2 separate regions of the Homo sapiens genome follow, and region 2 is linked to region 1. A link is a loop called in an ENCODE intact Hi-C map of the cell type or tissue named here. Cell type or tissue: K562. All regions are shown on one strand. Links, peaks and the distances in the headings refer to the core of each region. The heading gives the core; the rest is flanking DNA.

Evidence for each region. A loop is a pair of places that touch in the nucleus more often than their neighbours do. Peaks named below come from ENCODE experiments on the same cell type or tissue, not always from the same donor. Only the 100,000 strongest peaks of a DNase experiment are listed, where the experiment ranks them.
Region 2: it touches region 1 in a loop (5-fold over the local background); 22 of 110 quality-filtered maps call a loop at or near these places.

Annotation. Positions count from the first base shown.
Region 1 is chr10:72,319,054-72,333,457 of GRCh38, forward strand. DNAJB12 (DnaJ heat shock protein family (Hsp40) member B12) reads right to left here. Exons shown (of 9, transcript NM_017626.7): 9 at 13,810-14,404. Among named protein-coding and RNA genes, the nearest start is that of DNAJB12, 29 kb to the right of the region's middle. RefSeq lists enhancers at 32-81, 1,718-2,012, 1,762-2,181, 2,615-3,814, 9,525-9,724 and 2 more and silencers at 432-991, 3,478-3,772, 13,008-13,257. In K562, for the core only: a CTCF peak has its summit at 9,431 (motif pointing left); a DNase peak (open chromatin) is centred at 9,428.
Region 2 is chr10:72,053,779-72,068,182 of GRCh38, forward strand. It overlaps SPOCK2 (SPARC (osteonectin), cwcv and kazal like domains proteoglycan 2), which reads right to left. Exons shown (of 11, transcript NM_001244950.2): 7 at 13,835-13,954; 8 at 13,124-13,342; 9 at 10,400-10,462; 10 at 9,247-9,384; 11 at 5,256-9,127. The coding sequence ends at 8,982. Among named protein-coding and RNA genes, the nearest start is that of SPOCK2, 28 kb to the right of the region's middle. In K562, for the core only: a CTCF peak has its summit at 7,906 (motif pointing left); a DNase peak (open chromatin) is centred at 7,903; H3K27me3 peaks cover 898 bases.

The sequences.
Region 1 (14,404 bases), core at 8,019-10,518:
TCTGGCAGGCACTCAAAGCAGGTAGGTGAGAAAATGCCTTTTTTTTTTTTTTTTTTTGAGACCAGTCTAGCTATGTCACCCAGGCTGGAATGCAGTGGCAAGATCGTAGCTCACTGCAGCCTTGACCTCCTGGGCTAAAGGGGTCCTCCCGCCTCAGCCTACGGAGTAGCTGGGACTGAAGACTTGAAAATTAAATAAATTGCATTCTTGAAAATGCATGTTAACACGAATTTGTGGAGCACTTACTTACTAGTGCCAACTACGGTACCTGGCCTGGGAAATAGACCTGCCCCGGGAGGTAGACCTCCCCGAGGGCACTCCCAGTCCTGGAGCCCCCAAACTTCTTGAACTACAGAAATTCCCCTAGGACTCCCCTCCCCTGCCCCCCACTCCCCAAGTTGCTGAAAATCATGAGTAACAAAGCGGCCAGGAGTTTCCTGTCTTGCTGAGCTGGCTTACTCAATTTCCCTCGTTTGTCCGCTCAGACCAGACGGGGCAAAGGGCAGCCATCAAAGGTGTCTGGGACGAGCCCGGCGGGGTAATGGGCCGCTAGGGACTCAGTCTGGCCCGGGTCTCAGCCGGGGCAGAAGGCAGCCGGGCGAGGGCCGCGGGTGGGGGGCAGGGGGCCGGGGACAAGCAGCCCCGCCCAGGCCGGCGCGCTGTGTGCACAACGTGCAGGGCTGCGAAAGCGGATGCGGCCTGATGGGGCAATCGCTGGCAACGCGCCGCGGGTTGTCAGCGGGCGCTGGGGGGTGGGAGCCCGGCGCCGGCGGGCCCTGCCTCCAGCATTGGCCCCGCCCCCAGTTCCGCAGTCGTGGCTGGGTTTCGGGGAGGGCGCCCGGTGCGGGGGGCGCCCAGGGCCTGCGCACACGGGTAGGCCCGCGTGCCCAAGCCCCCTTGCAGCCCAGGCGCCCTGGCTCATTATCCATCCCGGCCACTGGCGTTCGGTTCCGCTCCTGTCGCACCACCCCCTCACTGCTCTGACAGATACCAGGAGCTGGTGCCAACCCGCAGACACACCTGGGCAGCCCCACGTGGGTATCGCACGCGCAGGGGCACATCTGCCCTGCCGGGTTTGGAGAGCAGTTGCAAGTCAGCCCCTGGAATGTGGTCCCGTGCCGGCTGGAGCAAGAACTGTGTAACCTCTCTGAGCCTCAGATAACTCATCTGTTAAATGGGGAGGATGATAGCATCACTGGGTTGTTGTCAGGATGAAATAAGATAGAGGCTATAGGGGCGGGTGTGGTGGCTCACTCCTGTAATACCAGCACTTTGGGAGGCCAAGGTGGGAGGATCCCTTGAGCCCAGGAAGTCAAGGCTGCAGTGAGCCAAGATCACGCCACTGCACTCCAGCCTGTGCGACAGTGTGAGACCTGGTCTCAAAAAAAAAAAAAAAAGGCTACAAAGTGTTATATCAGAGTCACTAGCACTCACCCAGTAAGTGATAGCCATGAAGATTCTTAAAGAGAAGGGAACTGGGAGCTACAAAGCCAGCTGGGCTCACAGGCTGCAACTGGGGCATGTCTGGGTTTCCGGCTTCTTTTTTCCTTCCCTGTATCATATTTATTTTTTCCTCAATATCACCCCTCATCTTTCACCCAGGGCCTGCAATATTCCTTCGTTCATTTGACACACATCGGTTGATATTTGTGCCTGCTGTGAGGCATTAAAAACTGCTTATCTGGCTGTGTGGCACCCGGGAACTTTCCCCAGGCCACACCAGCTACACCTGTGGCCTCCTCAGCCTGGGTTGCTGCCCTGAGTCACTGGAGTAGGTCACTTCCTCTCTCAGTCCCTCCATCTGTGCAATAGGGATAAGAGGCCTGGCTTCTCTCTAGTCTCCTGGGACTGTCAGGGGATGAGTCAGATAACGGTGGGGAAGGCGCAGAGAGGCAGAAAGCAGCTCTTACTAGAGCGGGGCCCATCTGGCTGATGCAAGGCTTGCACTTTGCATGTAACCCCAGCCGGTACAAACAGGGATGGCTCCGGGAAGCGTGAGGAGCAGGGGGAGCAGAGAAGTCCCCAACCCTACCCGACAGCCGGGGTGTGGGATCCAGACTGGCAGCTTAGGAGTCTGAGCAGCTGGGGCTCTGTCCAGGCTCTGCTTCCCCAGCTCTGCGAGCATGACAGCAGGTTCCTGACCCCTCTGATCCGGCTGCCTTTTCTGTCACTCAGGGGTTGCAGTACCTCCCTCACCTAGCTGAAGTTGGAAGTGAAGGTGGTAACTCCCAGAGGGAGTGGAGCCCTTCCGTGTTTCTGGGAGGGGTCTGAGGGCTGGCCGGGGGGGTCCGGGTGGGGGAGGTGGGACCAGACAGGAGGAAGGCAGCCCTGGCCAAAGGCTCAGCATATTCCATAGTCACCTCAGGCAGGGGGTTCTAGGGGCTCCTCCCAAAAGAGTCAGAGACCCCTGCACCCTCAGCCGACCCCAGGCATGACAGACCCCGCCTCATCCCACAGTGCACAAGGAGATCACACTCAGATCTGGGCCCCAGTCTGGCGTCTGCCCCAGGCCAGCTGCATGACCTTGGGCAGGTGATTGAATGTTTTTGGGTCTCCATTTTTCCACTTGTGAAATGGGGATAGCGATGCCTACTTTGTAAAGCTGTTGTGAGGCTGGGGGAAAATGAGAACGATATCAAGTGTTCACAGTAGAGGCCAGCACTGTTGTGAGCGGCAGCTCCTCTCCCTCCCCTCCCCTCCCCCTTTCCCTATCACAGGTGGGGCCAGGTGGAATGTCACAGTAAGTCCTTGGGATAGAAAGGTCTACTGACATATTCAAAGTGCCCCCGCCCCCAAGGTTTCTAGCCTGATACCATAAGCTTTGATGGCAAGAGCTCTGTTTGCTTGGGGACTTTATATGCATGATTGTATTTGACATATGACGAGGGCCATACGTGGCATCCATTATATAGATGGAAGCGGAGGCAGGAGAAGTCAAATAGCTTGTCTGGTCACATGGCTAGAAAGGGTGAGTGCCAGGATTTGAAACCAGGTCTTCCGGACTCCAGCTCATCCACCACACACCCCCTGCCTGCCTCTTGCTTTTGCCCTGGGTGTTCTCCTCTTTCCTGAGTGGCCTCTTATGATGTGGAGTCCCCGAGGCCAGGGACGGTCATGAGCATGGCTTCCTTGTCTTCCAGGGTGTGGCTCAAGCACACAGTGGGTCCTCAGTCCACCCTGCTGACCAGGGAGATGAGTCCTGGCATGAGGGAGATGACTCATGAAGCCGGGCTGGGCGAGGGTACGTGCCTGTGTCTCTGTGTGCGTGCATCTGTGTGCGTGCACAGGGAGGGGAATGAACGAGTACTGTCTGCTGGAGGCCTTCTCTCTCCAAGCTCCTACCCCATCCGGCGCTGCTCCTGAGACTCAGCCTTCAAGGGGGCTCTGAGCCTGAGAAGCAAGGGTGGGGGAGGTCTTGGCCATCTCCCTCCCTGGCCTAACGCAGGGCCTGGTGGGGGCTGTGGCTGATGGCGGTTCCATGGGAAGCCAGGTCCTCCCTGGTCCAAGGGGAAGCTCTTCGGGCATCTTCCACCAGTCTAGGCCCTGCTATTTTTAGATGCTGTCCCCTCCCCAACCCTCCCCTCCCCATCACATACCAGCTGAGGGAGGAAGTGACTCACCTCAAGCCCAGACAGGTAGAGGCAGCCTCAGTGGGCCCCGGGCAGGCCTGGTTCCTACGCTGGGGTTGCCTTCCTGGGATCACCTCAGGCCTGCCCCAACCTGGGGACAACACAGGGCTGGGATGGAGCCCAGGGCCTTTCTTGGGCTCCTCCATTCTCCATCTCACAGGACCTAACAGGCCTGGGTCTCTGATGGACTGTGGAGCCTCTGCTCAACTCAGCAGACCTCATCAGGCCTCGGACTGCACTGTGGGCCTGTGGCCGGCCTCAGCCCAGTCTGAGGGAGCCAGACAGGCGAAGGGGACTGCCTGTGGCCCCACCCTGTCTTTGTGAGTGACCAGTGTTATGGAAAGAAAAAATACCTGGTTCAGTGGGGACAGGAAAGGTGTGATGACCCTTGGGATGTGTGTCCCAGTGGAGTGGCCAGCTGTCCCAGAATGCCCAGATCTGAGGGGTTTCTGGGGACTCGGGACTCTCAGTGCTCACCAGGAGAGTCCTAGGCAAGTCAGGACGGTTGGCCACCCTGGTGCTGCATTGCAAGGTATATCCTAGCGAGAGGGCAGGTGTGGGGAGCTTGTTTTGGTTTCCTGACGGAGTCTCACCTAGTCAGGGCCGCAGGACCCAGCCCCTGGCCAGCTTGCTCTCTCAGGTCAGGGCATCACCTTGTCCATCTCAACTGGAAAGAGGCTGGGCTGGGCTGTGTGAGAACCCAGAGCCCCGGGGCAGGCTGGAAGACCTGTGAGCCACTTTGGCCAGGGAGGATAGGGGCCTGTCAACATGGGGTTGGGTGGACAGGTTAGCAGAGGCTGGGGCTGGGAGAGGAAGGGCACCTACCCACATAGGGCAGGGCAGGGGGAGGCAACCAGGAACAGCAGGAAATAATGACAGGAGCCCAGGATGTGCCTCAGGTAAGCTTGGCCCCAGGTCTGCAGACTGTCGGGTACTTGCAAGGAGGAATGGGAGACAGTGTGGCGATGGCTAACTGGCAGGCTGGCAGGGCTTGTTGGTTACTTGGAGAGGCCTCGCCAGGGTGACAACCTGGAGAACTCTCGGCTGCTCAGAGAAGTGGACAGAGGACTCCGCTGCCCTCCTAGATCAGGGTCTGGGGCTGCCTTCAGGGACAACCCAGCTCCTGGCCCTGAGGCCTGCCCTAGGGGGTTAGGTCAGGGGAGCCGTGGCTGAGGCCCAGACCTTGCTGGGGACAGCCTGCACCCCCGGCCCACCTTTGTCCTCCTCATCCACGGTCCACAGCCCAGGGTTGGGGCGGGGGGATGGTCTGTGTCCCAGGCAGCAGCTCCGACACCGCTGAGCTGGGCGACCTTGGCAAGTCACTTCTCTTTTCTGGGGCTCGATTTCCTCAGTGGTGAGATCGTGGGGGTAGATTAGGGGTCTGTTTTTTAAATATTTATTTTGGCCATGGAACCCCTTCTTCAGTCACAATTCCACCTGCACTAAACAAGAGATAACAGCGGGTGACTGAGACGGGTGGGCTGGAGCCCCGGGGGCCCTCCCACTCTTACCCCACACCCCTGGGGGCCCAGGGCTCTGGGGACACAGTTTGAGAACCCGTCTTCACAGCCTGCCGCCTCTAACACTCTGTGATTTATGCCTTCAGGACAAGGATGTTGTCCTTGTTGCCTTCTCCAGGCAGCCCAGTAATTAGACCCCAAGCCCAGCATGTTCTGGTACTATCCATTCCGTGCTGAAATCTTCAAATTCTTTCTCTCTTTCTTTCCTTCCTTCCTTATTATTTTTTGAGACAGAGTCTTGCTCTGTCGCCCAGGCTGGAGTGCAGTGGCACAATCTTGGCTCACTGCAACCTCTGCCTCCTGGGTTCAAGCAATTCTCCTGCCTCAGCCTCCCAAGTAGCTGAGATTACAGGCGCCCACCACCACGCCTGGCTAATTTTTTTTTTTTTTTTTTTTTTTTTTGTATTTTTAGTAGAGATGGGGTTTCGCCATGTTGGCCAGGCTGGTCTTGAACTCCTGACCTCAGGCGATCCACCCGCCTCGGCCTGCCAAAGTGCTGGGATTACAGGCGTGAGTCACCGAGCCCGGCCAAAATCTTCAAATTCTTAATCGCTGGTTTCTGCTGACAGTGAGGTCTGTTATGCAGAGTTCAGTAGGGCCACAGGTCCCTTGTCCCTTCTCAGGGAAGGGACCGGGCCAAAACTTTCTATGCAATGGCCAACCCTGTGGGGCACTTCCAGGTGTGTGTAGGATGTTCAGTCCCCAACAGCATGCAGGAAGGTGTGACTCCCACTGGCAGACAAGGGAGGGGCTCAGGGGTCTTAGGAGGCTGGTTACTGATACCCCTGTGGATGCAGGGCTGGGTGCCTGGACAGGAGCCCAGGTCCTTTCCTGGAGCCACAGTCTGGGGCCCTGGCCCAGGCCCAGGTTTTCCCTGGCTTACTCCGGGGGTGCTGGCACCTGCAGACACCAGCAACAGAAAGAGGCAGGAGTCGATGAGGGAGGCGGAGAGGAGGGGGACTTTCCTTCTTCTGCTGGGGGTCTGGGGCGTCCTTTTCCAGGCTGAGGAGTAGGGCTACCCATTTCCCCATCACCTTCCGGCCAGGGGCAGTGGGTAGAGGAGGAGGCCGAGATTGCACAAACAGGTATGGGAGGAGGCCAGCAGCCAGGCAGCTGGCTGGGGTCGCCCAAGGGCCGTGAGAGAGTCCCCAGTGCCCGTACTGACATCAATGGCGCCCGGAGGGACTCAGTCGGTCATCTAGCAGTCTTCTCTAGCTCTCACAACAGGCACTGGGGGTTGGGAGGAGCCAGAGGTCCCTGCTCCCCACTCCACGCGTCCCTCCCAGCTGCTGAGCTGGAAACTCGAGCCAAGTCAACAGTTCCTTGAATTGTGTTACAGCCCCGGCTGCCCCTCCAGAGCTAATAATATGGGCAGCTGCAGGACATGAAACTCGATCCTCCAGGCTCCAATACCACCCCACCGCAGCCAGGCTGGCAGGGAGTGGGCGGATGTTGGGCCCAGGGTCCTGAAAGCAGAGGCCTGGGCTTGGGATCCTGGGGTGAGGCCGGGTCCGGGAGGGGCCCCGGCCCCCCCAGTGGGGTGTTTATACAAAGTTGACATGGGTCAAGCTGAGAGGTGACAGCGTGCTGGCAGTCCTCACAGCCCTCGCTCGCTCTCGGCGCCTCCTCTGCCTGGGCTCCCACTTTGGTGGCACTTGAGGAGCCCTGCAGCCCACCGCTGCACTGTGGGAGCCCCTTTCTGGGCTAGCCAAGGTCAGAGCCGGCTCCCTCAGCTTGCAGGGAGGTGTGGAGGGAGAGGCGCGAGCGGGAACCCGGGCTGCGCGCGGCGCTTGCGGGCCAGCTAGAGTTCCGGGTGGGCGTGGGCTTGGCGGCCCCGCACTCGGAGCAGCCCGCCGGCCCTGCCGCCCCGGGGAATGAGGGGCTTAGCACCCGGGCCAGCGGCTGCGGAGGGTGTACTGGGTCCCCCAGCAGTGCCAGCCCACCGGCGCTGCTCTCGATTTCTCACCGGGTCTTAGCTGCCTTCCTGAGGGGCAGGGCTCGGGACCTGCAGCCCGCCATGCCTGAGCCTCCCACCCCCTCCATGGGCTCCTGTGCGGCCCGAGCCTCCCCGATGAGCGCCGCCCCCTGCTCCACAGCGCCCAGTCCCATCGACCACCCAAGGGCTGAGGAGTGCGGGCCCACAGCGCGGGACTGGCAGGCAGCTCCACCTGCAGCCCCGGTGCACGATCCACTGAGTGAAGCCAGCTGGGCTCCTGAGTCTGGTGGGGACGTGGAGAACCTTTATGTCTAGCTTAGGGATTGTAAATACACCAATCGGCACTCTGTATCTAGCTCAAGGTTTGTGAACACACCAATCAGCACCCTGTGTCTAGCTCAGGGTTTGTGAATGCACCAGTCGACACTCTGTATCTAGCTACTCTGGTGGGGCCTTGGAGAACCTTTGTGTCCATACTCTGTATCTAACTAATCTGGTGGGGATGTGGAGAACCTTTGTGTCTAGCTCAGGGATTGTAAATGCACCAATCAGCGCCCTGTCAAAACAGACCAGTCGGCTCTACCAATCAGCAGGATGTGGGTGGGGCCAGATAAGAGAATAAAAGCACGCTGCCCGAGCCAGCAGTGACAACCTGCTGGGGTCTGCTTCCACACTGTGGACGCTTTGTTCTTTCGCTCTTTGCAATATATCTTGCTACTGCTCACTCTTTGGGTCCACGCTGCTTTTATGAGCTGCAACACTCACTGTAAAGGTCTGCAGCTTCTACTCCTGAAGCCAGCGACGAACAACTCCAGATGTGCCGCTTTAAGAGCTGTAACACTCACCGCAAAGGTCTGCAGCTTCACTCCTGAGCCAGCGAGACCACGAACACACCAAAAGGAAGAAACTCGCGACACATCCAAACATCAGAAGGAACAAACTCCAGACGCGCTACCTTAAGAGCTGTAACACTCACCGCGAGGGTCCGTGGCTTCATTCTTGAAGTCGGTGAGACCAAGAACCCACCAATTCCGGACACAAGGCTAGCAGGGCTGACACCTATAAACTCAGTGGCTGACAGAGGCTGACATCCTTAGTGACTGAACTAGTGAGGTCTGTGGGATGATAATTATAATAAGATTTTTTTTTTGAGACAGAGTCTCGATCTTGTTGCCCAGGCTGGAGTGCAAGGGCGTGGGCTCACTGCAACCTCCGCCTCCTGGGTTCAAGTGATTCTCTTGCATCAGCCTCCTGAGTAGCTGGGATTACAGGCGTGCGCCACCACACCTGGTAATTTTGTATTTTTAGTAGAGACAGGTTTCGCTGTGTTGGTCAGGGTGGTCTTGAACTCTTGACCGCAAGTGATCCACCTGCTTCAGCCTCCCAAAGTGCTGGGATTATAGGCGTGAGTCACCACGCCTAGCCTATAATAAGATTTTTTTTTTTTTGAGACGGAGTCTCACTCCGTTGCCAGGCTGGAGTACAGTGGCACAATCTCGGCTCACTGCAACCTCCGCCTCCTGGGTTCAAGCCATTCTCCTGCCTCAACCTCCTGAGTAGCTGGGACTACCAGCATGTGCCACCAACACCCAGCTAATTTTTGTATTTTTAGTAGAGACGGGGTTTCACCATGTTGGCCAGGATGATCTCGATCTCTTGACCTCTTGGTCCACCCGCCTCGGCCTCGAAAAATGCTGGGATTACAGGCGTGAGCCACCTCACCCAGCCGATAATAAGATTTTATAAGTAAATGATACAGATGAAAAGTGCCTCCTGGCCTAGCGTGTCCATGGCGGAGGCTGGAACTCCGATCTTTGGGCTCAGTGCTTCCATGCCAAGGTGGGACCAGAGAGAGACTGAGGACTAAAGACATCCACAGAGAAGCAGCTCTGAGCACCTGCGGTGGCCTCCCAAGGCCTGTCACTCACAGCCTGAACACCATGGACACACTTGCTGCCCATGTGGCCCCTGCAGTGGTGGTAGCTGGCTTGTTTGACTTGTGGCTGGAAGCAAAATTAGGGCCCACGATGCCACCTTCTGCACGCAGGCCATGGGCTGGCAGCCAGCAGATGGCAGAGCCTGCCAGAGGTGATTCCAGGGCTTGTGGCCAGGGCAGCACTGGGGCGGCCGGGGACAGAATTGGGTCTGACTCCAGGAGTGGCTGGCCTGAGTGCTGGAGAGAGCCTCCTCCTCTACCCCTTGGGGTGGTGACCTCTTCGGACAGGAGTCCGCACTCCTCTCAATGACCAATGTTTGTGATTCTCATTTTGGCCCCTGCTACATTTGTCCTTACGCAGGGAGAGGAGACCTGGGGCCTTTTCAGCAGGATCAGCAGGACTCTGCTTCCCCCCGGAGGCAGGAAAAGGAAAAAGCCCCCGCCCAGTGCCCGTCCCATGAGCGACTGCTGCCTCCAGCCACCGTCCAGCTGGATGCACACCGTGGCTGATGGCCCTGGGTCTAAGCCCTCTAAGATCTGGGAGAAGTGTCCCCCAGCCAGGGTGTGGGTTTATGGCTGCAAAGCAGCTCCCTAGGGTGACCCTGGGCAGAGGAGTAGGCGAGGCTGGGAATGCTGCAGGTGGGGACAGTGCCTCAGTGCTGATGGGCCCTTCCTTCACTCAGCCTCCCATGGAGACCCCAGGTTGTGGTGCCCAGGCCCTGGGGCTGCAGCCCTGAACCTCTTCTCCAGGGAAGCCTTTGCCTAAGAACTACACAAATACCTCCAGAACAGGATGTGAGAGGCCCAAAAGGGCCAGGCCAGACCTCCCTGAGGAGGTGGCAGGAGGTTGGGCCCTGAGGGGTGAGAGGAACCTCAGGCAGAAGGGAACCCGGGTAGCAGGGCTCCACGGTGGAGGGAGGGGCTCCGCAGGCTGCAGTCAGGGTGGGAGGGCCCTGCACAGTATGTGGGGCCAGGAGGAGTGCAGGGGAGGTTTTGGGCTGTCAGTGTGGGGGAATGAGGCCGGGCCTGGCCAGCTCCATTCTGGCCCCACTTTCTCCATCTGAAGGAGCCCGCTGCATCCTCCTGTGCTGCCAGGCACCTGTCTCTCAGGCCTCCTCATCTGAGTCCATCAGGAAAATGAGAATAATCCAGTCGAGGTAGTGGGACTGCCAGCTGGGGTCCCTGCAGGCCCTAGCCTGATCCCTGCTCTGACTAGCACGGGCTCCAGTGGGGAGCTGCACCCTGCCTCCTCAAGGAAAAATCCAGCCAGGGAGCAGCCCTGCCCTCCCTCCCTAGGGACTTTGTTTAGACCAAATTGGTAGGAGGGTGGGGAAGGTGGACAAAATGTGGCAGGCCCTCCCCTCCCCAAGCAAAGCCCCAACTCCCGGGCTCTGGGCAGACTAGCCGTGGGGTCCTAGAGAGCGCCTGCCCGCCTGCCCCTCTTCCTGCCTGAGCCCTGGACCTTTATTTCATGCCCAAGTGGCTGTGAGAGTGACAGGAGGTCCAGGCCCTGTCCCTAGGGAAATATCTCCTTACAAGGGTCTGGGGCGGGAGTGACAGTCCTGTCTGCCCTGTTACCCCCTCCACCACATGGCCTTCTCTCAGCTTATAGAGTTAGTTGCAGCCTCCCTAAGGGCAGGCAGGCCACCAAGAAAGGTTCAGAAATGCTTGCTGAGTGAATTGCTGAGTGGACAGGGTGCAGCCAGGAGTGGAGAAGCTCAGTGTCTCTCATTCATGCCTGGGAAAGTTCTCTGCCCAAGGCCACTGGGTGGGCCTGGCATGATGACAGGTACAGACTGGGGGCCTGGCCTGGGCATTGCTCCCAAATGCGCTCACTTCTGCACTCTCCGGCCTCCGGGCCTCTGCTCATGCTGGAGCACCCACTCCACCCCCACCCCAGTACTGCCTGTACCCACCTCCTTCACAAACGCCAGTTCCTCTATCAAGAGTCCCTGGCTAGAGCCTTCACAACTGCTCCGCTCCCAGGGTTTCTACTCAAGGGCAGTCCTCGTCTCAGTCACCTTGGAGCTTTCACTGCTTGGAATGGGACTTGACACCCAGTCATTGCTCAGCTAATCTTTGTCCACTAAGGACAAACAAGAAACACCCAAATGGCACTCGCCATGTACCAGGCACTGTTCTAAGTGCTTTATATGTGGTAACTTGTTTACTCCTCACAACCATCCTATGAGGTAGGTGTTTGTATCACTCCCATTTTGCAGATGAAGACACTGAGGCAAAGGGCAGTCAAATGACACAGGAAAGCAAAAACTGGCTCCCTCCACCCTTCTAGGGTCTTTGACTGTGCTAGGAATTACATGGACAGATAAAGTGGTTAACAGGAGAAAAATCATATTTAATTACGTACATAGGCATGGGAGCCCCACAAAATATGCAATTTCAAGAAAGATCACATCTTGAGCTACAGAAAAGGAACTGGGGTCCAGGATAACCTTTGTACCTTAAAAAAAAAACCAAAAAAAAAAAAAAAAAAAAAACGGGCTGGGAGCTTCTGGTGGGTGATGGCAATGCAAGTTTGGGAGGGTGAGGGGAGGAACTGCATGGTGAGCAAAAGTTGTCTCGTTATGCAGATAAAAAGTCAGTCTCGGCCAGGCATGGTGGCTCATGCCTGTAATCTCAGCACTTTGGGAGGCTGAGGTGGGCGGATCACGAGGTCAGGAGATCGAGACCATCCTGGCTAACACAGTGAAACCCTGTCTCTACTAAAAATACAAAAAAATTAGCCGGGCGTGGTGGCAGGCACCTGTAGTCCCAGCTACTCGGGAGGCTGAGGCAGGAGAATGGCGTGAACCCGGGAAGCGGAGCTTGCAGTGAGCCGAGATTGCGCCACTGCACTCCAGCCTGGGTGACAGAGCGAGATTCCATCTCAAAAAAAAAAAAAAAGTCAGTCTCTCAGGTCTTAACAGTTGTCTGAGCAGCCCCAAGAATAATAGGCAGTTGTTGTCAATGAGTCAATCCTCCTTGGTAGGTAAGATTTCCAGGAGGGAGTTCAGGACAACTTAGGCAGATGAGGCAACTTCAGAGAAAGCCCTTCCTGCACTTGCTGTTGCTCAAGTGCCCCCAGTTTGAAGTAATCAGCACACCAAAATGGCAGATTTTGGGGTGGCATTTCCTGAACTCCTTCAGGGACACCCAAGGTCACCCAGTCAGTAAATGGCAAAGATCCAGCCTCAGCCCCCGTGGGGGCTGCGAGGCTGCCTCCTGGGGATGACGTTTCCTGGTGCAGCCAGATGGATGCCCGTGTCACTGCCAGGAGACACCTACTGGAATGGGCAGCTGCTCCCTAGGCCAAGCCCATCAGATGAAGTGCCACCATCCTCAGTGTGGCCTTTTCATCCTTTTCCACCCTCCTGGACTCGGGTCTTCTGCCCACTCTACCTGACACCAGTGGGTTTGATTTCCCTGAGTGCAGCAAATTTGGGCTCAGCAACTGTTTGTAGAATGACCACTCTGCTACAAGGACCCCAGAGACAGGCACAGTTTCTTCAAGACCCTGGGCGCCACTTTCCTCCCCCAAGCCTGTTTCCTGCTCTGGGAAATGAGCTGACTTGCTCATGTCACATGGCGTGATGTCTGGTAGGGACGCTGGGTTGCTTCTGAACCATGTCAACAGTCTATTTACCTGATTCTTGGCATGGCTGTGTGCCTGCTCCAGACGCCAGGTGACTTTGTCTGGGCAATGTGGGGTGGGGATGAGGTTACAGGCAGGTCGGGTGTGTGCTCCTTGTCCCTGGAGCAGTTTTTTTTTCTCTGGACCTGGGAGCAGCAAGGGACAAGGCTATAAGCTAGTGGAGCCAGGGAGCTGGGATGCAGTGGCGCGTTCTGCCACCTGACAGTGGGTGGGGGACACTTGTCAAAGCCTTTTTTGCTGCAGTCAGAGCGTGCATCCCACCTCCTCTGGCTCACGGCCAAGCCACACAGGGAGGGCAGGGGGGATGAGGTGGGTGAATGGGGGTGCCTGCAACGCCTCTGCCAACCGCAGCTAACAAGTGGCGGCTTGCACACCAGGGCAGGCAGTGGTGACCCTGGGCAGGGGCAGCCAATGAGCTCCCGGGCCACGGTGGCACCACTGGGCAGCCCGCCTGTCTTTGGCTGGTGCAGCCGCGGGAGGGGCCTGGGTCCGCCAGTCAGGGCTGCCGGGCCCTGTCTCTGGGAGGCCTGGGCAGATCTGCCGCTCCATTCACAGGAGCCCGACCCGACTTGGGCTGCCACATTTTAAACTTTTTCAACCTCCTGGAGAGGAGGGCGGGCTGCGGGGGCGGTTTGGGGGAGGATGGTGGGAAGGACGATGGAAACAAACTCGCAACACTTTTCCCAGGATCTGGCTCCTGAGTGGGATCGAGCTCCAGGCTGGGGCCGGGAATTTCGAATGCTCTGCGGGCACATGGCAGGCCTGAGGGTGTGGGGGGGAGGGATTGGGAGAGGGAAAAGCAGAGGGTGATGGTCGTGGCCCAGATGCCCAGCCAGGACTGGCGCTGGGGACCCCAGGGACCCAGACTGCTCAGGTCCTGCAGCCCCCCAGTCACCTGAGCACCCCTCTGCCTGGATGGAGTTAGTTCTGGAACAGCATGTGTGGCTTAAGTGGCTGTTAGCCAGGGCCAGGGGTCGGGGGAAATTCAGGCTCATCATCTAGAGCTCCTTGTGGCACAGGCTGGACAGTGTCAGCAGCAGCAGGGGCTTGTGCCCCCTCCCCCCCACCCCTTAGGCCTCCCTGCTCAATGCAGACCCACCACGGCCAGTCACATAATAAACATATATTAACAGATGTACAATTTGAGAATTCTAATTCAAGAAATACAGCTTCCAGAGGATCCTTTAGGATCTATGTTCTTATTGCACATGGCTCAGCCCGTCTAGGGACATCTACCAAGACCAGATGGTCGGGGCGTGGGGGCAGAGCACCGGGGCCACAGTGGGTAGGCACTCTGGCCACATCAGTTCTTATAATCTCTCTGGGCTGAAGTGGCTGCTTCATTGCAGGGTTGGACCTTGTTTAAAAACCAGATTTGACATTTCCTTACCGAACTTCCTTTCCCAGCAAGAATCCTATTTGTTGGGGGACTTTTAAAAAAAGAGCCGAGAGAAACTCTGGGAGGGTGGTTATCACCTCCTGGCTGGCAGCTTGGGGAAGTAAGGCTTTGGAAGACGGCGGGCGCAATGACACACCCACCGCCACAGGAAAACATGGTCATTCCAGAAGGCCCAGGAGAAACTGTGGGAATAAATAAAACCTCCCTCCTCCCACTGGCGGCAAGTGCTGTTTTAAGCAAAATCCTCATTTCAATGTGAGGGTAAGAAAACTATTCTGGTTCAGGTGTATCCTTTGTCCAAGGTACGAGAGGAGGCCTGGCGGTCACATCAA
Region 2 (14,404 bases), core at 6,947-9,446, 270 kb before region 1:
TGAACAGGCCCTCTCAGCCCTGGCCCAGGGGTCTTGCGTCTCCTGATGGGGGCCCCTCCAGGGTGATCCTGGGGGTCCTGGGGCAACTTCATGTTGAACAGCTGGGCGTTGCCAGGCCCCAGGCTGGCCCTCCAGGACAAGGGGAGTGTTGGAGGACCTGGCTGGAGCTAGCTGCCTGGCAGAGTCAGGGAGGAGGCTGGGGCTGCGGAGGAGGAGAGGTTGCCCCACTGAGCGCAGCCTCTGTTGGTGTCACTGACTGTGATATCGTGATATAAGAAGAAATATGTATTTGGTCTTTGCCCTCAGTTCCTGACCCAGAGCCCAAAACCTTTGTAATTTCCTGAGTGATAGGAACTTCTGACACAGAGCTCTGAAATCCCTTGGAATTTCTGGAGTGATAGGAGCATCTTTTGTTCCAATGAGGTGACTCCTGGGGGGCTCCTGGATACCCTCAGGATAAGGACTGGCTGCCAGGGGAACCAACTACCCCCAACCGCTGGGGAAGGGAGAGGGGCCAAAGGTTGAGGCGATCACCAGTGGCCAGTGATTTCATCAGTCATGCCTACATAATGAAGCCTCCATAGAAACCCAAAAAGACAGGGTTTGGAGAGCTTCCTGACAGCTGAACACATGGAGGTTCCTGGAGGGTGGTGCCCATGGAGGGCATGGAGGCTCCACGTCCCTTCCCACCCACCTCACCCTATGCATCTCTTCCATCGGGCTGTTCATCTGTGTCCTCTGAAATATCCTTCACCATAAATGGGTAAAGGTGTCTCCCTCAGTTCTGCAAGGCTCTAGCAAATTAACTGAACCTGAGGAGGGAGTATGAGAACCCTGATCTGTAGCCCATAGGTCAGAAGCACAGGTCAGAACCTGGGGCTGGTGACGGGCATCTGAGGTGGGGGCAGACTTGTGGGACTGAGCCCTTTTTAAAATTGCTAAATTCATTTTAATTTTTTTTAGACAGGGTCCCACTCTCTTGCCCAGGCTGGAGTGCAGTGGTATAATTATGGCTCACTGCAGCCTTGACCTCCCAGGCTCAAGCAATCCTCCAGCCTCAGCCTCCCAAGTAACTGGGACTGTAGGTGCATGCCACCTCATCTGACTAATTGTTTTGCTTTTTTGTAGAGATTGGGTCTTACTCTGTTGCCCAGACTGGTCTCAAATTCCTGGCCTCAAGACATCCTCCCATTTTGGCCTCCCAGTTCGCCACTGTGCCTGGTGGGACTGAGCCCTGACCTGCACGATGTGTCACTCTCTCCAGGCAGTGTAGGAATTGAATTGAATGTGGGACAGCTAAGTGGTGTCCCCTGGAGAACAACTTGGTGTGTAGAGAAAAATCCCCACACATTTTGGTGACCAAAGGGGAAGTATTGTGTGTTGACAGAGTGAGAGTAGAAGAGAAAAAAATAGTTTCGCTTTTTTTCCCCCTCAGATAGACTATAAAGGAGATTGAGGCCAGGCACGGTGGCTCATGCCTGTAATCCCAGCACTTTGGGAGGCCAAGGCGGGTGGATCACTTGAGGTCAGGAATTCTAGACCAGCCTGGACAACATAGTGAAACCCCATCTATACTAAAAATACAAAAAAAAATTAGCTGGGTATTGTGGTGTGCACCTATAATCCCAGCTACTTGGGAGGCTGAAGCAGGAGAATCGCTTGAACCCGGGAGGCGGAGGTTGCAGTGAGCTGAGATCACGCCATTGCACTCCAGCCTGGGCGACAGAGTGAGACTCTGTCTCAAGAACAAATAAATAAATAAATAAAATTAAAATAAGGAGATTGAGAGGAGATAGTGCAGGGAGGGGCCTCCTTCCCCACCAGCGCCAGGGAAGCAAATATTCCTGGGAGACTTGGAAGGCATCCACCCTCCCCTCTACTGGCATGGCTGGAATCAGAAGAGGATGGGCAGCGGGAGCAGGAGCTTGACCTCAAGGGTCAGCCCAGCTTTCTCTAGAGGCTGACCCATCCCACAGGGGTGCATCAAGGATGCCCACCCTTCCAGAGAAACAGTGGCAGAGTCACACCAAATGTGCAATGTGAGAGAGAGAGAGAGAGAGAGAGAAAGCAAGACAATCCCGAACCTAACAAGACATTTTCTGGACTCGTACCTGTGCATGTTTTTTGTTTTTTTGTTTGTTTGTTTGTTTGCCTGTGCACGTTTTCACAGACTCACAACACTGGACAACTGAGTCCAATCCCCTCATCTTACAGATGGGGAAACTGAGGCCCATGGAGAGGTGCTGACCCAAGTTCAGAAGCAGGTCCTGGAAGAATCTCCATGTCTTACCTTCTTCTGTACTTCCCCAGTACCCACGCTCCCATCCACATTCAACCATGACTTACTGATGAAAACACAGGATTTTCCACCTTGGGCATTATCTCAGTGCGGGAGGCATGCCAGGAGTGGCTACAGCCCTGGGCAGCTGAACTTGCAGTGAGCCAGGCCTGGAGCAACACCAAGGCTCCACCACACACCCCTGCCTGAGCCAAGGTCAGCCCTGGGAAACAGAGTCTTCTCATCCATAAATGGGTCTGAGTGGCTGGTGATCCCTGCCTCGTGGAGTTGCTGAGGGGATTCAACAGCAGACGCAGCCTGGACTGGCTCACGCTTGTGATCCCAGCACTTTGGGAGGCTGAGCCCAGGAGTTCGAGACCAGCCTGGGCAACATAGCAAGACCCCCATCTCTACAAAAAGTTTAACAATTAGCTGGGCATGGTAGCACACACCTGTAGTTCCAGCTACTAGGGAGGCTGAGGTGGGAGGATTACTTGTGCCCAGAAGTCTGAGGTTACTGTGAGCTATGATCTCACCACTGCACTCCAGCCTAGGTAACAGAGTGAGAAACCTTCTCTGAATAATAATAATAATAATAATAATAATAATAATAATAATAATGTAAAGGACATAGGGCATTGAAGGGAACATAGAAATGTTTGTTTTTTCCTCTCCTCTCCCTCACCTATTTTGCTCAAAATATAAAAAGTTCTGGTTTTTGTTTGTTTTTGGTCAAATACACCCCCTCACCTCTCTGAGCTCTCCACAAAGGTGGCGGGTGGGAGGGAAATGCTGCCTGTAGGACTCTGTGTGCAGTCTGGGTTTTTTCTTTCAGATTTGTTCCCAGGACCCAGTTATTCACCGGAGAGAAGTCAATACATAGACCCTGTTCCCAGGAGGCTAAATGCTGAGGGAAAGCAAGGTGCCAGGATGCGGTGGGCACATGGGGAGGCCTGGTTGAGGACGGTGCTGTGCCCAGGGAGGGGGTGGGCAGGGGGTTCCCACGCATCTGGGCTCCAGCAATGGTTTCCCGAACGGCCGCAGCCACGTCTGTACTGCAGGTTGACACCTGGGCCTGTCCCCGGCAATGCTCTGTTTGCTGTTGGGCCAAGGAACCCTGGGAACCCAGGTTGACAGGACATGGTGACAATGGAAGGATTGTTCCAGAAGCCGGGGCCCTGGCTGGCCTCTGGCTTCCCGTCACCTGAGCAAATGTCAATCCGCCAGGTACAAAAGCCAACATTTCCCTGACGGTTGAAGACGCTCATTCAGAAGGCCTCCCCCTCAGCAGGCTGCAGGCTCCTCCTAGCCACTCCGAATCCGAAACCGCTGTTCTCATCACCATCCCTTTCATCCTACATGCTGGGAGCAGCCCCTTGGCAAACCCCATCGCTCCTCACGCCACCTTCCAGAAAGCTCCTGAGCCTCCAAGTCTGAGCTTGCTGGTGGCATTGAGACACAATGAATGGCAGAAAAGCTCCCTTCCTAAGGAGTCGTTCCAGCCAGACGGGCAGAGCGTGCCCTGGCTGCAGGCTGGCACCGGGGGCTTTCGCTGTTTGGAAAGCACGGGGGCTGGTTACCACAGGTGATCCATCCAGCAGATCCTGGCCCAAGGCCACAGTTAGCAAGCTCCAGGGCTAGAGATTAGAGCTCCTGTGCCCAGATTCCATCCCCCTCCACACCGCAAACAATTTGTTAAAAGACACGTCTAGTGAGGGGTTGGCAAGGCCCAAGAGAAGAAAAGTCACAGAATAATGACGACAGTCCCCCAGCTCAGATAATCCCAGAAATAAAAGTAAGACATTTAGGTATTCTTCTGCCACACTGGCCAGGCGTGGTGGCTCATGCTTGTAATCCCAGGACTTTGGGAGGCCAAGGTGGGCAGATCAGCCTGGCCAACAGAGTGAAACCCTGTCTCTACTAAAAATACAGAAATTAGCCGGGTATGGTGGCACACACCTGTAGTCCCAGCTACTTGGGCAGCTGAGGCAGGAGAATCGCTTGAAGTGGGGAGACGGAGGTTGCAGTGAGCCGAGACTGCACCACTGCATTCCAGCCTGAGCAACAGAGCAAGACTGTCTCAAAAAAAATAATAAAAAATAAAAATACATAAAAAAATAGAATCATGGGCCGGGCATGGTGGCTCACGCCTGTAATCCCAGCACTTTGGGAGGCCAGCACGGGAGGATCACTAGAGGTCAGGAGTTCGAGACCAGCCTGGCCAACATGGTGAAACCCCGTCTCTACTTAAAATACAAAATTAGTCAGGCATGGTGGCGGGTGCCTGTAGTCCCAGCTACTTGGGAGACTGAGGCAGGATAATCACTTGAACCTGGGAGGTGGGGTGGCAGTGAGCCAAAATCGTGCCACTGCACTCCAGCCTGGGCGACAAAGCGAGACTCTGTCTCAAAAAAAAATTTAAAAATTAGAATCATAATGCTAACAAGCATGTAAGGGCCCGATACATACTCCACTAGCGGCGCTGTCTCAACTGGTTTTACCTTTCTCACAAGCCGTTTGCTAAGAGGTGGTTGAAGTCTTTGAAAAGCTCATACCCTGGATGAAAATGCTCTGGAGTTGGATTGTGGTGACGGCTGTATGACACTGCGAACGTACTAAATGCCACTGAATTGTACTGTACTGTATTTTTATCTTTTAAGAGATAGTCTCCCTCTGTTGCCCAGGCTGGAATGCAGTGGCACGACCATAGCTCACTGCAGCCTCAACCTCCTAGGCTCAAGCAATCCTTAGCCTCACCCACTGCCCCTCCTTCTCAGCCTAATTTTTTTGTTTTGATAGATACGGGGTCTCACTATGTTGCCTAGGCCAGTCTCAAACTCCTGGGCTCAAGGGATTGTCCTGCCTCAGCCTCCCAAAGTGCTGGGATTATAGGTGTGAGCCACCACGCTCAGCCATAAATGCTGTTTTCGTGAAAAATAATACCAAGGGTAAGAATAATCAGAGTATTGCCAGCAGATGGTGTTTATAAAGTTTTTATTTTCCATTTTCTTAAAAATAACATTTGATTTCCTTTATGCATGTGTGGAGTGTACTTGTTTCCTTAGGCTGAGTAATAGGCAGATAAAGACGACACGAGGCAGGGTCCCCAAGTGGAGGCGGGGCGGGACGTGAGAGGATGGGGGCGCAGGGGAAAGGCAGGGCTGGATGACTCACGGGACTCTTGAGTGCCCATCAACGCACACGCACACAGTCTAACACTTTGTTTTTCAATTTTTTAAAAGACATCTAAAATTACTGAGAGATACAATTTCAGCAGTTAAATCTACAGACGGAAATCCAAGCACTTGAACACAATTCCTAACTCTAAGCTCAGTTATTGCACATCACACAGTTTAAGCAGGCTTCAGGCTGGAAAGCAGTTTGCTCTGCTGGGAACTTCCTCGGGATGTCTGGGTCTCCTTCTGTGGTGTCTCTCCCCTGGGACTGCCGCCAGCCCGCAGCCTCTCGACGACCCCAGGTATCAAAGCTCAGCCATTTGTTCTCCCCAGGGGCTGAGGGCTCGGGCTTTGGTGAAGCAGAGGGTCCCCGTGTTGATGCCAACGGACCCCACCCCCTCCAAAGTGAAGTTGGAAGCAGGTGAAGCTCATGGAAGGCTGAAGGCAGGCGGGCTGGAGTGAAGGGGGGTGACCACCCCCCACGTGTGGGACAACAGGGGGCAGTCAAGATGCCGCCACCCACCACCCCTCCCTTCCAAGCTCCCAGGCCATGCTTCCTTCTCCATCACCCTTGGACCCTCTCTGAGTGGTCTCTCAAGGCACATTTATTTTCTCTGCTGCAACCTACCAGATCTGACATCCACCTCCCCCAGCACCCATGGGCCAAGGAGGCCTGGGGCAGCCAAGGGGAGTTCCAGGACCAAGCAAGCAAGAAACCGTTCTTTGAACACATGGTTAAGCTTCTTCCAGCATGGCCCTAATTCCCCTACCTGCCTAAGCCAGGGGAGTGGGGGCAGGAAGGAGCGAGGCATCGAGGAGAGGGCACTGGAGGGGCTGGGTGGCAGGCCCCTTGGTCAAGGTCACAAATCAAGGAGCTGAGGAAGGACCGATCTGCAACCTTGCTCATGAGGAAACCTTAACCTTGTCTAACAAAAAGCCACTTTGAGGCCGCCCTTCAGCTCCACAGGGAGCTGCTGTTTTGTCTACCTTTTGAGGGGACCAGTCTCAGTAGGGCGAAAGGCAGTGTGGGGGCTTCGGAAACAGGCAAGGCTGGACCCCTGCAATCCTACCAGAGGCTAGTTCAGTCCCTTTTGCTTTCTTCCTAAAACATATTTACAAGGACACACAAACGTGCACAGCCAGAAGACCCAGAGACAGAGAGAGCACGTGTCCCAGGAGCGGAGGGTGACATCAAGAGGACAGGGGACACCCTTCCTCTGAACTCCTTCCTTCCCCAGGCCCCCCAGCATCCTTAACAACCCCCACCCCCACCCCGAGGAGGAAAGTTCCAGAACTCCAGCTGGGACAAATGGAAGAGATAGGTAGACTCCAATCCTAGCAAGAGCAGAAGTTTCAAGTAGCTCCGAGTCAGAGGCGCGGCTGCCTCAGAGAGCAGAGGGCTGATGTGGAACAGCATTTCCCTGAACTGAGCCGGGGCTGGAGTGGGGAGGTGAAGGACAGAGAGAGGACAGGAGAAAGAGGGGACTGGGGGACCTGGAACGACGCGACACCTCAACAATCAGAACTGGGCTGCGGAATGGGAAGCAGTTTATGGAGTTAAGTGGGGCTCTGCTATTTCCCCCAAGAAGGACTCGGAAGATGTTGATTCCAGGGCAGAGTGAGGGGCAGACAGGATGAGGCTCTTCTGTAAAGTCCAACAGACGCTCACAGATGCTGGGAGGCTGGGGACTGCCAGGTTGGGAGCCTCACCCAGAGAGCCTCACTGCATTGACCCCACACCCACCACTCACCCAGCACACAGGGGGCCTCTCCTCACGCTCCCAGGCCACCAGGATGGCCCCCAGGTTCACACACAGGCACACGCACACACGCTGCACTCACCACGCACTGAAGGGCATCACAGCCCCAAGTCTGGGTAAGAAATTCTCCACCAAAGGTGTTAAGGAATTTGCTTTGCTGAGGAGAACTGGATGGGTGGGGGAAAACAGCAACAAACAAACAAAAGAAATGCACAGGGCCTCTTCTCATCTGGTGAGATGAGCTCACACTGCTCAGGGGATGTTGGGGAACAGCGAGGTGTGAGGTGTGGCCTCAGAGCCCGGCTGCACCTGTCCTGTTCCCTCTGACTTCTCACTTTTCCACATTGCAGGCTTCAAAACAGAGCTTGGGGAAGCCCCTCTGCGGGGCAGCCCTAGGGAATCCTCAGAGGGGCCAGAAGGAAGCCCTGGGGGCTGAGGGAAGTGGGGCTGGACATGGCCTGTGGGTGGCTCTCCCCTGGCAGGAGGAAGATCATGGTCTCAGAGTGCGGAAAGGCTGCAGCTTTCGGCAGCTGCTTCTCTCCGGGGTCTCAGGGACAGCTCTCTCTGTTGGTCTGGGCAGGACAGGAGTGTTAAGGGTCAGGGAGGAGGTGGGCACACACCCCCTTAGCCTAGACCCAGGCTCCTTGCCTGCTGCTCCTGGCCCTCAGGCGCCCTCAAGTGGATGAGGGGACCCCAGCAAGGGGGATGGAGGCAGGAGTTGCACCAAGGGGGAGCCAGGCAGAGGTCAACTGTGTAACCACCACCCAGTGTCCCCAAGAGAGCAGCCCAGATCATGGCTCCACCACGAGACCCAGAGAAAAGGGACAGGCTATTCCAGGGTCTAGGATTCAGAGCTGCCCCATCTCAACACCTAAAAGCTCCCCCAGGCTCTGCAGCCACAGCCTCCTCCTGCTGAGCCGACCCCCTCTCCTCACCCTGTTCTACCTGCACCACCTGGGCCACCTGGGACAGACCTCAGACAGCTTGGCGAGGCACCCTGTCCCTGGCCTCTCAGCTGCTGCCCTCCTCCTCTGCCGCCACCACCTTCATTCTCCGCCTTGGGTTAGGAGAGCTTCTCTAGTGTTTGGGGATCCGGCAAAGGGACAGGGCTTGCTGTGGCTGGGCGTCCTGGCCCGTCTCATCTGAGGCTGGTGGGGATGTCACACCACATCGGCCCAGTTTTGGGAGGACCTCAGCTGGTAGACAGCTCCCTGCCCCTCCCTCCCCTTTGCAATGGGGACAGGCTCGCAGGCCAGAGCTTGACCTCAGAAGCAAGAGGGAGAAGGGCAGACAGGGGTCGGTTGAGCCAGGGTAGAAACCAAGGGGAGCCAGGGTAGAAACCAAGGGGTCAGGGCTGGGCTGGAGGACACGGCTGGGGGATCTCATTTCATGGATTTTGACCTGTCAATTTGTATTTGTGTGTGAATGTATTTTAAAACCAACAACAAAAGGAAAGAAAACAGCTACAAGGAGGCCGAAGGGGCCTTTGGGTGACTCACTCTGCCAGGAGCAGTGTGGATCAAGGACACATTTGTCAGCGCATGCCACACACACACACACATACACACATGCATGCACACATGCACTCACACTGTCACCCGTCCCAGCCATCTGTGCCACACACATGCCATGCACACTCACACTCCCAGTCCCCCCAGGTGGAGCAGGGTCCTTCTGACTGCATTTCTGGATCCGTTCTCGAAGTTGCCTGCTGCTGCTCAGAGCTCTGCTGTTGAGTCCCCCCCGGCAGCCGGCTCCTGAGGGCGTCTACCAGATGTAGCCCCCGTCGTCAGCCTCGCCTGCCTCGCCCTCCTCCTCCTCGGCCTCCTCGCCTGCTTCCTCCGTCTCCTTCTCCTCCTCATCCTCCCAGCCGACACCGCTTCCAAAGTCCCCCGAGAAGCCCACGATGTCATCTGTGAGGGGATCAAGCCAACAGGGGGTGAGGGAGCTTCTGGCACGCACCCCCCAGCATCCCACGACAAGGGCCCCCAGGCCTGGGCCCCCAGCAGGCCCTGAGCTGCCCAGCCCGTACCGCAGTCGGGGCTCCCATGCGTGCGCGTGCCAGTCAGCTCCAGGCCCAGCTGGTCCACACACCAGCAGTCACCGCTGCTCTGGTCACACTGCATCTTCCGGTAGTAGCCATCCTCGTCGCAGCTCGGGATGAAGATGCCTGAATGAGACAGTGCCAGGCAGGGTCAGAGCAGGGGCCCAGGCTGTGGGCCCCTCAGAGAGGTGACCTCAGGTCCTCATGCATGAGCAGAAGTCTATACACCCCCAGAGCCCAGCCAGACCGGGTGCTGACCCCCCAACAGGCCCAGATGCTGAGAGCTGGACACCAGCCAGCAATTCTTTCGGCTCTACTCGCTGGAGATGAGGAAACCCGCTTCCTTGAACCACTGCTCAGGCCCCTGTGCTAGCTCCCAGCCGCCCCATCAGTTTCCCTGACTCCATGGCCCAAGTCTTCTAGGACAGCCAGTCTGACTTCACCAGGTTTGACACTCTCCATCCTCCCACAGTTCCGCCGGCCTGGCTGTCCCCTGCTAGGAAGGCCCAGCCTTCTCCTCCCAGCCACTCTGAGTCCGACCTGCCTCCGGGGCCCACTTGCTTTCCTGCAGGCTCCCCAGCTGAAGCTCCCAGGCGCCTGTGTACAGGTCACACTGCTAGTTCTGTCTTTTTAGTGTGTCCATTTGTGTGTTGTGTGTTTCCGGACTGGCCCGAGCTAAAGGGTTATGAGGCCAGGGAGTGCATCCTTCTTGCCATCCGCTCAGAGTTGGGCTGGGTCTATTGCTGTTGTATCTCTGGGGCCGGCCCCCAGGTGTTTATGGAGCATGTGAGTGAGTGTCACTCAGGGAGTGGCCTCACTAAAACATTAGTCACACCCTTGCTGAAGGAAACTGAACTCAGTGGAGGGTTCCAGGATCCTTCTGTATCCCAAACTCTAGCTCCAGCATGGATGGGCATAAAATTAGTGCCTAAAACACACTTTTCCCGGGGCAGATTGGGAGTCCCTGCCCCACCACAAGGATAGACACAGGAAGGGGGCAACCCTCTTCTGTCTTCCTAGGCCAGGGCCTCCTCTGGGCTCCATGTCTGCCATGAGGCCCAAGGCTGGAGGCCCTGGGTCTCAGACAAACCCAGGAAGCCGTCCCCACCTCCTCCTCTGAGAGCCTGGTCTGGCCCCTCACCTGGCTTCTTCTTGGCGGCCTCCTGGATCTGGATGCGCTCCAGCTCTGCCAGGCAGGGGGGCTCTGTGGGGAGAGAAGCAGCCTCTGATGGGACTGTCCCCTGGTGCTGGGGGGATGCACTGAGCCCTTCAAGGCTTAGAGACCCAGGCAGGGGCTCTGCAAGATGAAAACACCCCGTTTCTGACACGGGGTCACCCCACAGCAGGGGTGGGAAGTACAAGGGTTCTATGGCACGAAAACGCTCACTCTCTATTTAGGGGAGCTCATTCCACAGCTGTGGATGACCTGAGGTCCCCAAGAAGTCCTAGGGACCCATGAGAGGAGTAACAGGATTCAGAAGAGGAGGTGGGGTGAACACACAGACACCCAAGTATGAGAGAGCCCAGGGGAACGTAATGCTAGAGGGAATGTTAGAGAGAACTCCCAGGCCTGAAAATACAGCCACGCGCTACACAACAACACTTCAGTCAACAATGGACGGTGGCCCCATAAGATTACAACACTATTTTTACTGTACCTTTTCTATGCTTAGTTATGTTTATTTTTTTATTTTTTATTTATTTATTTTTTTGAGACGGAGTCTTGCTCTGTCACCCAGGCTGGAGTGCATTGGCGCGATCTCGGCTCACTGCAAGCTCTGCCTCCCGGGTTCACGCCATTCTCCTGCCTCAGCCTCCCGAGCAGCTGGGACTACAGGCGCCCGCCACCACGCCTGGCTAATTTTTTGTATTTTTAGTAGAGACGGGGTTTCACCCTGTTAGCCAGGATGGTCTTGATCTCCTGACCTCATAATCTGCCCGCCTCAGCCCCGCAAAGTGCTGGGATTACAGGCATGAGCCACCGCGCCCAGCCTTATTTTATTTTTTGAGATAAATAAAATAAATTTTTGCTCTCGTCGCCCAGGCTGGAGTGCAACGGCACGATCTTGGCTCACTGCAACCTCTGCCTCCCGGGTTCAAGTGATTCTCCTGCCTCAGCCTCCCAAGTAGCTGAGATTACAGGCACCTGCCACCATGCCTGGCTAATTTTTGTATTTTTAGTAGAGACAGGATTTCACCATGTTGGTCAGGCTGGTCTCAAACTCCTGACCTCAGGTGATCCACCCACCTCGGCCTCCCAAAGTGCTGGGATTACAGGCGTGAGCCACCGCGCCCGGTCTATGTTTAGCTATGTTTAGATGCACAAATGCTTACCATTGTGTTACAACTGCCTGCAGTATTCAGCACATAACATGCTGCACAGGTTGTAACCTGGGAGCAATGGGCCAGGTGCACAGGAGGCCGCACCACCAAGGTCTGTGTAAGTACTCCTATGATGCTTGCACAGTGACAAAATCACCTAATGATGCATTTCTCAGAATGTATCCCCCTCGTCAAGTGACGCATGACTGTAACCGGCAGCCAGCCTCTAACTTGTCTGCGACCTTGGGAAGTCCCCACCTCTCCAAGCTGGAAGCCTGCCTGGTTGTAAAATGAGGACAGTTCCCGGCCTCCTGCCCAAGAAAGTACAGAATGGATGGAGTGGCCTTCAAAGGCCCAGAAAGTCAAAGTGCTGGAGTGATGCTGGTCGCAGGAGGGCTGGGCAGTCAGAGTGGTGAAACAGATCACAATACCACACATTTGCAGAGGGATTTGTGAATTACACGGTGCTCTGCACAGATTTTCTTGGCTCATCCTCACAACAGGCTCCAAGATAGGTATTGTTATTTCCTGACGCAGATGAAGAAGCAGAACTCAGAAAGATGTGGTCACTTGCCGGGGGTCCCTGACTAGCGTATGGTGGGGCCCGGGCTGAAGCTTTGGGCCCTGACTGCCGATCCCCCACCAAGATGGGGAGAAGCATCCAGTGAGGAACACCAGGGCTTCCCCAGCTCCAGCCACACAGGTCAGGTGAGCCTGGGGACCTCCATTTTCCGAGATGACTCTGGTTTGAAAGCTCTGGTTTCAGGTATATTCAGCTGAGAAATTTCATCACATCTCTAAGGCTGATGACAACGTATGTAATCACTTATTGGTGGCACAAAATTTAAGATGTGCCTAAAAGAAGAATCACCGAGAAGCAAATGCATCTTCACCTCTAAGACCCTCACTTGTACAGCCCCTTCCCAAGCCCTCTGAGGGGCCCCAGAAAGTTTACATTCGTTATTTTTCATATTCTTTCTTTCCTTCTTTTTTTTTTTTAATAGGTTCTTGCTCTGTTGCTCAGGCTGGAGTGCGCTGGCACAATCTCAGCTCACTGTAGCCTTGACTTCCTAGGCTCAAGCAATCCTCCCACCTCAGCCTCTCAAGTGGCAGGGACCACAAATGCATGCCACCATGCCTGGCTATTTTTTTTTTTTTTTTTCACAGAGAGGAGGTCTCCCTGTATTGTTTGGGCTGGTCGCCAACTCCTGGGTCACATGATCCTCCCACCTTGGCCTCCCAAAGTGCTGGGATTTCTTTTTTAACTCTTTCTTAAAGAAGACCTCCAAAAGTATATAAGCTTCAGGACCCACAAAATCTGGATCCGCCTGGGAGCCTGCCAAGGAAGGGAGCTGAAAGTGTTGGCTTCCCTGGGCCTTAAGGGATGAAGCCCTAAGGGAGTGCAGGAAGTGGGCAAGCTGGGAAAGTGCTGGGCCTGGGGACGTAGCCAAGAAAGAGCCACTCTGACTTCCCAAGAGAGCCTGGAACTTCGGGTAGAGCCCACACGGGTGAGGCAGGGGCCTGGGAGGGGGGCTGCACTCACTCTCCCTCCAGAAGCAGAAGCACCACTCAGCAGTAGAGACCCGGCCATCCTTGTAGGTGTCACAGGAGTTGAAGAAGGGACGGATGCAGACCTCGTACTTGTCCAGGTTGATGGCGGCCAGCTCCGTCTGGTCCAGGAAGAGGTCAGCACTGGTGTCCAGCTTGGAGAACATCCAGCCAATGGAGTCCTTGCAGCTGGCCCCCAGGCTCTTGTCCAGCCCTGGGAAAAGATCAGGTTCAGGCACGCTTCATCTGGCTATTCAGCCGTTTCTCCAGCCCTCCATCTCTCCGCCTCGCCATCAGCCCCAGCCCTCTATTCTGGGTCTGGGCAGCTTGGAATCTAACCATGGGATTGAGAAACTCGAGAACGGCGAAAGGTCCTTCCTTCCACCTCCACATAGGACTATGCCTGAACCATTCAAAACCCGTTCTGAAAGCCCTGCAGGGAAAAGAATTCCTGCTTTCCCTGGGCTACCCATGTCAGGGTTTAAGCTCCCTCCACCCATGTTAAGTTCTTCCTACTAGCTAACTGGTATCCCTCCTGCTCTGGTGGAAGCCGACTTCTTTGGGGTGAAGGTTCTTTTGGGGCCCAGATTGTAGGGCCCAGAGTCTGGCAGGAAGGAACAAGGGCAGACTGGCCCAGCATACACCTGTGTCCTCAGCCCCTTCCCTATTTCCCTCCCTCCTCCAGGCAGAGCAGCAAGCTTCCTACCGCTGGCCGGGCCGGCTACACTGCTGGCTGAGCCATTCTGCTTGGAGTTCTCATGAAGGAGCTGGAACCAGTCCCGCAGCCGATCTCCCAGGTCAGCCAGGTCCTGACCGGTGCAAGTCTCTGCAGAACAGAGAGAAGGCATGGAGGGCGAATGTGCAGTGGAGCAGCAGGCTCGATCTCAGTCTGGGATCCTGCCCTACAGGCCAGGAGGCTGGGCAGGGGTCCGGGAGGCAGCAGCAGAAGGGAAGGTGGAAATCGGGGGCTTCCTCTCGAGTCCTCTCCCATTTCCCACCACCCACTCCTTCCTGGCATGAAAAACACACAGCCCAGGTTCCTTGTGGCTGAGTCCCTCCCTCTGCCCACCTTCCAGGCACCCAGGGGAGAAACGAGGGCTGAGCCCACGCCTCCTGCTCTGTGTTAATCTGGGCCTCTGACCTCACAGCTCCCTCAAGCTTTCTGCATTTTTGCCACTTCCCTCTTGCTCTGCACACCTCTTCTACCACCCTAGAGCCCTGAAGGAGGTGCCAGGTGGCCCTTCAGCACCCCTAGCCTGGTGGCCCAGCACTGTCC